Regions from separate parts of the Mus musculus genome. Here region 2 is linked to region 1. The links are chromatin loops, found by intact Hi-C in ENCODE. Cell type or tissue: left cerebral cortex. All regions are shown on one strand. Links, peaks and the distances in the headings refer to the core of each region. The heading gives the core; the rest is flanking DNA.

Evidence for each region. A loop is a pair of places that touch in the nucleus more often than their neighbours do. Peaks named below come from ENCODE experiments on the same cell type or tissue, not always from the same donor. Only the 100,000 strongest peaks of a DNase experiment are listed, where the experiment ranks them.
Region 2: a loop joins it to region 1, with 2.5 times the contacts of the local background. A loop is called at or near these places in 17 of 42 quality-filtered maps.

What each region holds. Positions count from the first base shown.
Region 1 is chr1:52,144,780-52,147,986 of GRCm38, reverse strand. Stat1 (signal transducer and activator of transcription 1) reads right to left here. Exons shown (of 25, transcript NM_009283.4): 15 at 2,796-2,837; 16 at 610-693; 17 at 1-86. Among named protein-coding and RNA genes, the nearest start is that of Stat1, 27 kb to the right of the region's middle. In left cerebral cortex, for the core only: CTCF peaks have their summits at 415 (motif pointing left) and 1,244 (motif pointing left); a DNase peak (open chromatin) is centred at 1,211.
Region 2 is chr1:52,278,831-52,282,037 of GRCm38, reverse strand. No RefSeq gene overlaps it. Among named protein-coding and RNA genes, the nearest start is that of Gm31867, 22 kb to the right of the region's middle. In left cerebral cortex, for the core only: a CTCF peak has its summit at 1,671; a DNase peak (open chromatin) is centred at 1,649; H3K27ac peaks cover 1,327 bases.

The sequences.
Region 1 (3,207 bases), core at 200-2,699:
ACCAGCATGTTGTACCACAGGATAGACGCCCAGCCACTGGGGAGCTGGCTGACGTTGGAGATCACCACGACAGGAAGAGAGGTGGTCTGAAAGGGAACAAAGACCTTGGAATCATTTCAAGCTCCCTTCTAGTAGCTAAACACTCAACAGTGGCTAGCTAGCACAATCAGGACATTTCTTTTGCAAAATTTTAAGGTTAGTCCAACTCTCCAGCTTCCTAGATCATTAACGTCAACATAGTATTAGCTGGAAAAGACCACTTTGGGGAGAAGAGAGATGGTTCAGTAGTTAAGGGCACTGCCTGATCTTCCAGGGGCCCCAAGTTTGATTCCTAACACTCACATGGTGGCTTATAGCTGTCTGTAACTTGGGTCCCAGGGGATCTGATGCCCTCTTCCGGCCTCTGCAGGCACCACACATACATGTGGTGTACAGACATACATGCAGATAAAACATCCATACACAGAAAAGTTTTTAAATATTGATAATTTTAAAGGGATCCTATTTTTTAACAATTAGGTAAATAAGGCTGAAATAAAAACTGAAAAAATAAGCCTTTGTGGAAGTAAAGATAGCATGTTTTCTCCCTCAGGAAACTGTAACTCTTACCTCCAGGTCAATCACCAAGCCTGGCTGGCACAACTGGGTTTCAAAGCTAAGAGAGTGAAGTTCTTCGGTGACAATGAGAGGCCCCTTCCAAAACAAAAAGAAAAGAGCTCTCAAAACCCAAATAGGTTGTAGAGATCCTCAAACCAGCTGTGATCCAGAACTTGGACTTCAGAACTCAATAATACCCAGATTTTACTATCCCAAGCTTCCTGGTGTTCCCTCAAAGGCGTTTGTAATTATGGCAAGGATTATGTGTTCAGAGACAGAAACGCCAGTGGGAAAAGTGGCAACTACAAGTGGGTTTATCCACGAGCTATGACCCCTTGACCTCCAGCCATCTGCCGGCTCCCACAGACTGCACACCTGGCAGGGGCAGTGGAAGTGAGGGTGGGTCTTAATAGTCAGAGCCTCTCCTGAAAGTGCTAACCCACATATGTTTGATCCTAAGTGCTCTGGTTTGCTAGAAAGGGATAGTTTCAAAGTGACTTCCATACACAGCTCTTCTGTGTCACACCATCTTGGAACTATAGAGATAGCTGCTAGACCTAGAAGGTGACAAAGACTGCGAAGGAGGCGATGTCTGGGCTGCACAGACCAGCATTTGTCTTGTAGCTGCAGTGACCTCCAGTGGTCGTGAAATGGAACGTCAGCCAACAACGTGTGCTCCAAGGACAATTTCAAACCAACCCAGGCCCAGACTATCCCTCCGTTCATCTCTCATCCCCTTATTTTCTTACCCCCAAGTCCCCTCTCTCTGAGAAAGGGTTTCTCTATGTAACAGCCCTGGTTGTCCTGGAACTCTGTAGGCCAGGCTGGCCTTCAACTCAGAGATTCCCCTGCCTCTGCCTCCCAACTGCTGGGATTAAAGGCCTGCACTACCATGCCCAACCATTTCTCATTTTTCAGTCATCAAGAACATAACTTCTAAGGTCCAGGTTGTAAAAACAGGATCTATGACAAAGCAATGCTACGGTGTAGGGGATGCAATGGCAGGGAACCGTCGGCAACACTAGATCTTCAGACTCAGTCACCGTGCTGGCTAACTTCCTGTCAACCCGACACAAGCAAGAGTTATCCGAGAGGAGGGTACCTCAATTCAGGCAGTGCCCCTATAAGGTTCAGCTATATGGCATTTTCTTAATTGGTGATTGATGGGGAGGGCCCAGCCCACTGTGGGTGGCGGTGCCATCCCTGGACTGGGTTCTATAAGAGAGCAGGCTGAGCAAACTAGAGGAAGCAAGCCAGTAAGCAGCACCCCTCCGTAGCCTCTGCATCAGCTCCCATGGAGTGAAAATTCTGAAATTTTGGTTTCTTTTTAAAAAAAACACAGAAATATTCTGAGTATGTCTTCGTTTAAGCTCCAGGTAGGGGGACACGGGGCTGCTTGGGACTGTCCTCGGCAGCTGACTGACGTGCCTCATGCTATAGCAGAAGAAGCACAATTCTGCCAGCTAGAGATAGTTTCTGCAATCGTGTGACATTTGAAATTCTGGGAAGTTTCAGAGGATAAATAAATGCTAGGGCCCTGAGGAGCCTCGAATCCGCAGGAAGTAGTCTAACAATAACATCACTCCAACTTTCCAAGCCCGACTTTATTCTGGGATCTCTTTCCCTTCCTCTCTATCCTTTTTCTTCTCTCTCTCTTATCTAGTGTTAGGGGGTTGAAAGGGTGAGGTTTAAAAAGGGTGGAAGAAAGAAGAACCCACAAAGTAGCAAAAACCAGATGTCCTCCTGCCTCTATGTTCCTCCCTGCTTGAGTTTCTCTCCTGACTTCCTTCAGCAATGGACAATGTGGAAGTTAAGCCAAATAAACACTTTCCTCCCCATTTGCTTTTGTTCGCAGTGTTTCCTTGCAGCAGTGGAAACCCTAACCAAGGCAGTCACCTTCAGCCTCTCCAGCTCTTCTGTGCATTCTGGGGGAAACCATGCTAATGTCCGGGCCTTCATTTCTTTACCCAGGTGAACAATATGAAAGCCCACCACGCCCCGTCCGATTGGCTGTCTTTGTAGGGCCAATGAGACTGTGGGTTAAACTGCCTTTCAACCAGAAAGTACACAGGAGAGTGTTTTTTATCATCCCCACAGATACCCCGAGCCCTCTTCCACATCAGGTCCCAGGACGCTGATGCGTCCTCTCGGAACAGAACAGTTCTGTTAGGACCCGCTAGCCACCCAGAGATGCTCACCTCATTAGTTCTGTTCCCAGCGTTTTTCTGTTCCTTCAGTTGCTGTAAAAGAAGGAACCGAATGGCAGGTTAATCATTAGAGTTGATGTGTTTATTCACAGATCAGTTCCCAGTCATAACTAGAAAGAAAGGTGTGACAACCTCCTAGGAACAAGAGGGGGAAGTGCCTCTTCCTGAAGCCTGGCGAAGTGTGAGTAATCTGAGGGAGGGGACGCCCCAGAACCTAGGTCTGCTGCTCCTGCATGCAATGGGTGCCCAGCACCTTCAGCAGCGATTTCATGGCCCAGGCACACGAAACAGCTTCTGCAGTCTTCCAGCCTCTGCAGTCTTCCAGACCAGGCTCAGCACAGCAGGCTGACCTAGTCTCCTCGTTCAGATTTCAATCCTTGAGATTTAAAGGGCCAATCTGGAC
Region 2 (3,207 bases), core at 397-2,896, 130 kb before region 1:
AGAGTGTCTAACTCCCGCCACTGTTTTCAGCACTTGCCTTTCTGCTGAATGAATGGGGGCAGGGAGGGGGTGTCCATCGGGGAAACCATATTGGGTTGGAATCCTGTATTTCATGGCTGCTCAGGATGGCTACGTGAACACAGCATGTCAGTACCGTATGCAGATATTCTTCCTGCATAGCCTGCGCAGAATGACACCATATAGGATCCTATTCAGAATTATTGCAAATTGAATCCTCTCTTGGAATGGGGAGACGAGATGAGGCAGCTCTAGTCTGGCTTGACCTTGTGCCCTGTGAGCCCAAAGCTAGAAAGCTGTTTTTGTGGAACTGTCTTTAGTATCTTTCCTCTCCTTACTTCCTATGAACTCTTTCTCTGGCATTCTGTTCAAAGTGCTGTGAACCTTCAGGATCCAGTTTCTGTCTAGAGGGAACAGCTGCAGTGTCAACATATCAGATCTGTAAACCTATATACCATATCATATACCTGATCTCGGACAACTCCCTTTCAAAGGTGAAAAGTGAAATTGGTGAATAACTCTTATAGGACGTATGTGGCATGGGCAGGCTATCCTCAGAGAGTATTCCAAGAGTCTGAAAGATAAGATAAGCAGACAGAGACTAGACTAACTTTTAAATCAGGAAACTCAGGATAGAGGGTTCCAGTTACTGGGAGTGCCAGTACCTGGCAAACACAGAAGTGGATGCTCACAGTCATCTATTGGATGGAACACAGGGCCCCCAATGGAGGAGCTAGAGAAAGCACCCAAGGAGCTGAAGGGTCTGCAACTCTATAGGAGGAACAACAATATGAACTAACCAGTAACTCAGAGATTGGCTTCCCTCTGTCTCCTGAGATTAAAGATGTGTCTGTATTACCAGCTGGGATCACACAGACCTAGAAGACCTTTGGCTATTATCCCTTGCCAAAACAGCCACATTCCTGGATTAAAATTCTCTACAGGATCATATCTTTGTACTATTACCAATTGAAAGACTATTTCCGACAATAGCTGTTTAACAGACATTTCGTGAGTAAATGAATTAATGAATAAATCATTGGGATTACACATTTCTATTGAGTACTTATAGTCGTGGGACACCATGAAGGATGAAGATGGAGTAGCAATCAAAACCTGTGCTTCTATATATGAAAAAGTATGCCTAAGCATTATACCGTCCTTCTGCCTAAGGGGATGAATTTTATATGGATGACTAATTAGACATGTTTACTAACAGTAAAGGGGATGTTATTGCAATGAGTTCTGGGCTCTGACATAATTCGAGAATTAAATATTAATGAGGAAGGAGAGACATCAGGATGGATGAAGGGCATCATTTGAGAAGAACAGAAAAACATAATGGTATGCACGCACATTTGAGGACAAAGAGGGCTAGCTGTAATATGAATTCATGGATTGAATCTGAATTCATAAAACCTCTTGTATATATCAGTGGCATTCTGAGAGGAATTAGAGTCACTCTCACATGATGCTAAAAGTTCTCAGTCTGGGCAAGAAGAGGGGACAAGAGTGTAGTGCTGCTCATAGAAGGTTGTGAAAAGCAGTCAAACAAAGAATAGCCTGGAGGTTTGTTCTAAGGGGTATTCAGCAACCCACGGGACACCTCCTCCGCCTCCTGGCAGAAGCAGAATCCTGCTGCTCCTGTGCCAGCAGAGGCAATGTTTAGCTCTCTTAGCTGAGCTCATCCTCAGGAAAACTAGAAAAGCAGACAGGATTTGCCACCAACCTGTTATAGTTTCTCGTCTTTGTACAGACCCGGGCATCCTCTTCTCTTTTCTCTAATTTCCAGATTTCCTTAATCTCATTTGTTTACGAGGCTCTCTCCCTATCTACAGCTTCCCGTCAGGGCATCCTGACATGCTATTTCCTGGGCCTCAGTCCCTCCTAGTCCTCCCTAGTGACCATGGCACCATGTTTTGTCTCTAGAAAATTTGTTTGACCACTTTGAGCTGGATTGTTAGTGGCTGACAATTGTTTTGACTCCTAGTGTGGTATTTTCCCACATGGGAATTCTTCCAGCCGTTCCAATGGTTTAATCAAAAGGTGAAGTAAATGTTAAATATTAAGTAGAAGAAACTACTTGAAAAGCTTAGTCATATGAAGATTTCCATTTAAAGTGTATGTTAATCCTTTCAAAGATTGAGATTTTTTAACAAATGGATTCCAGGTATATATACATATATCAGTGAAATAAGCAAAGCACACAGTACTTAAAATTTTGTTTTTACTTTTATGATTTTAAAATACCACTGTTTGTATTTTGAGGAGTGCATTTGTCAAAGTAGCTAATCATGTTGATTTTTTTTAAAGACCAGGACAAATATATAATGAGAATTTGGAAGACTGCCCAGTAAGTTTTTTGAGACATGAGTGATGGTGGCTGCTGTATCTTCTATGCTCTTTCTTGACTCTTCCTGACCAGGGCACACCCTGCCCAACCCAGGGTGGATATAAGACAGGTCATTGTTTCGTATTCTAGTGACACAGGAGTCCATTGTGTTCACGGTATTTGGAGAGGGAACCAAGGAAGGCTGCCATGAATTATTAACAGCTGCTCTTCTGAACCTGTTTGAGAGTGTGATGCTGCTTGCTTCCCATGCTCCTGAGACCTCATTCTTCTAGGATATGAGAAAGAAAAAAGGGGCGGTGGGGACAAAAGTGAAAGTAAGCACAGAGAGATGGAAGAGAAATGGAGGCAAGGACCACCACAGTGCTTCTCACTGTCCGTGGGATGGCAACACTGGCAAAGAAAACTTGCCAAGATTTGGCCAGGGATTTGATTGGCAGTGCCTGCTCACTATATTTTCCTTACTTAAAAACAACTGCCTCCAGATTGCATATTTCATCCAATCCCTGATAGAACACACCTTAGGTTTTAAGCATTTGTGGTTTTTTTTCATTGTAAGATAGGGTGCCTTCAGTTCACTTCTTGATCTTGCCTATTATCATGACATTGTAACCACACATACAGAGAGGAGAGAGAGACAGAGACATACAGAAAGACAGACAGACAGAGAGACAGAGACAGACAGAGAGACAGACAGAGAGAACTGGTTATGATCTCTGTTGGGGATGAACCATGCTGACATGGTCAGTGTACTATGGCTCACATTCTGAATACAGCTTGCTGTATATGAAAATAGTTTTATTGTCTTTTAAATAGCTTTGTTGGAACACAGCAGTGCT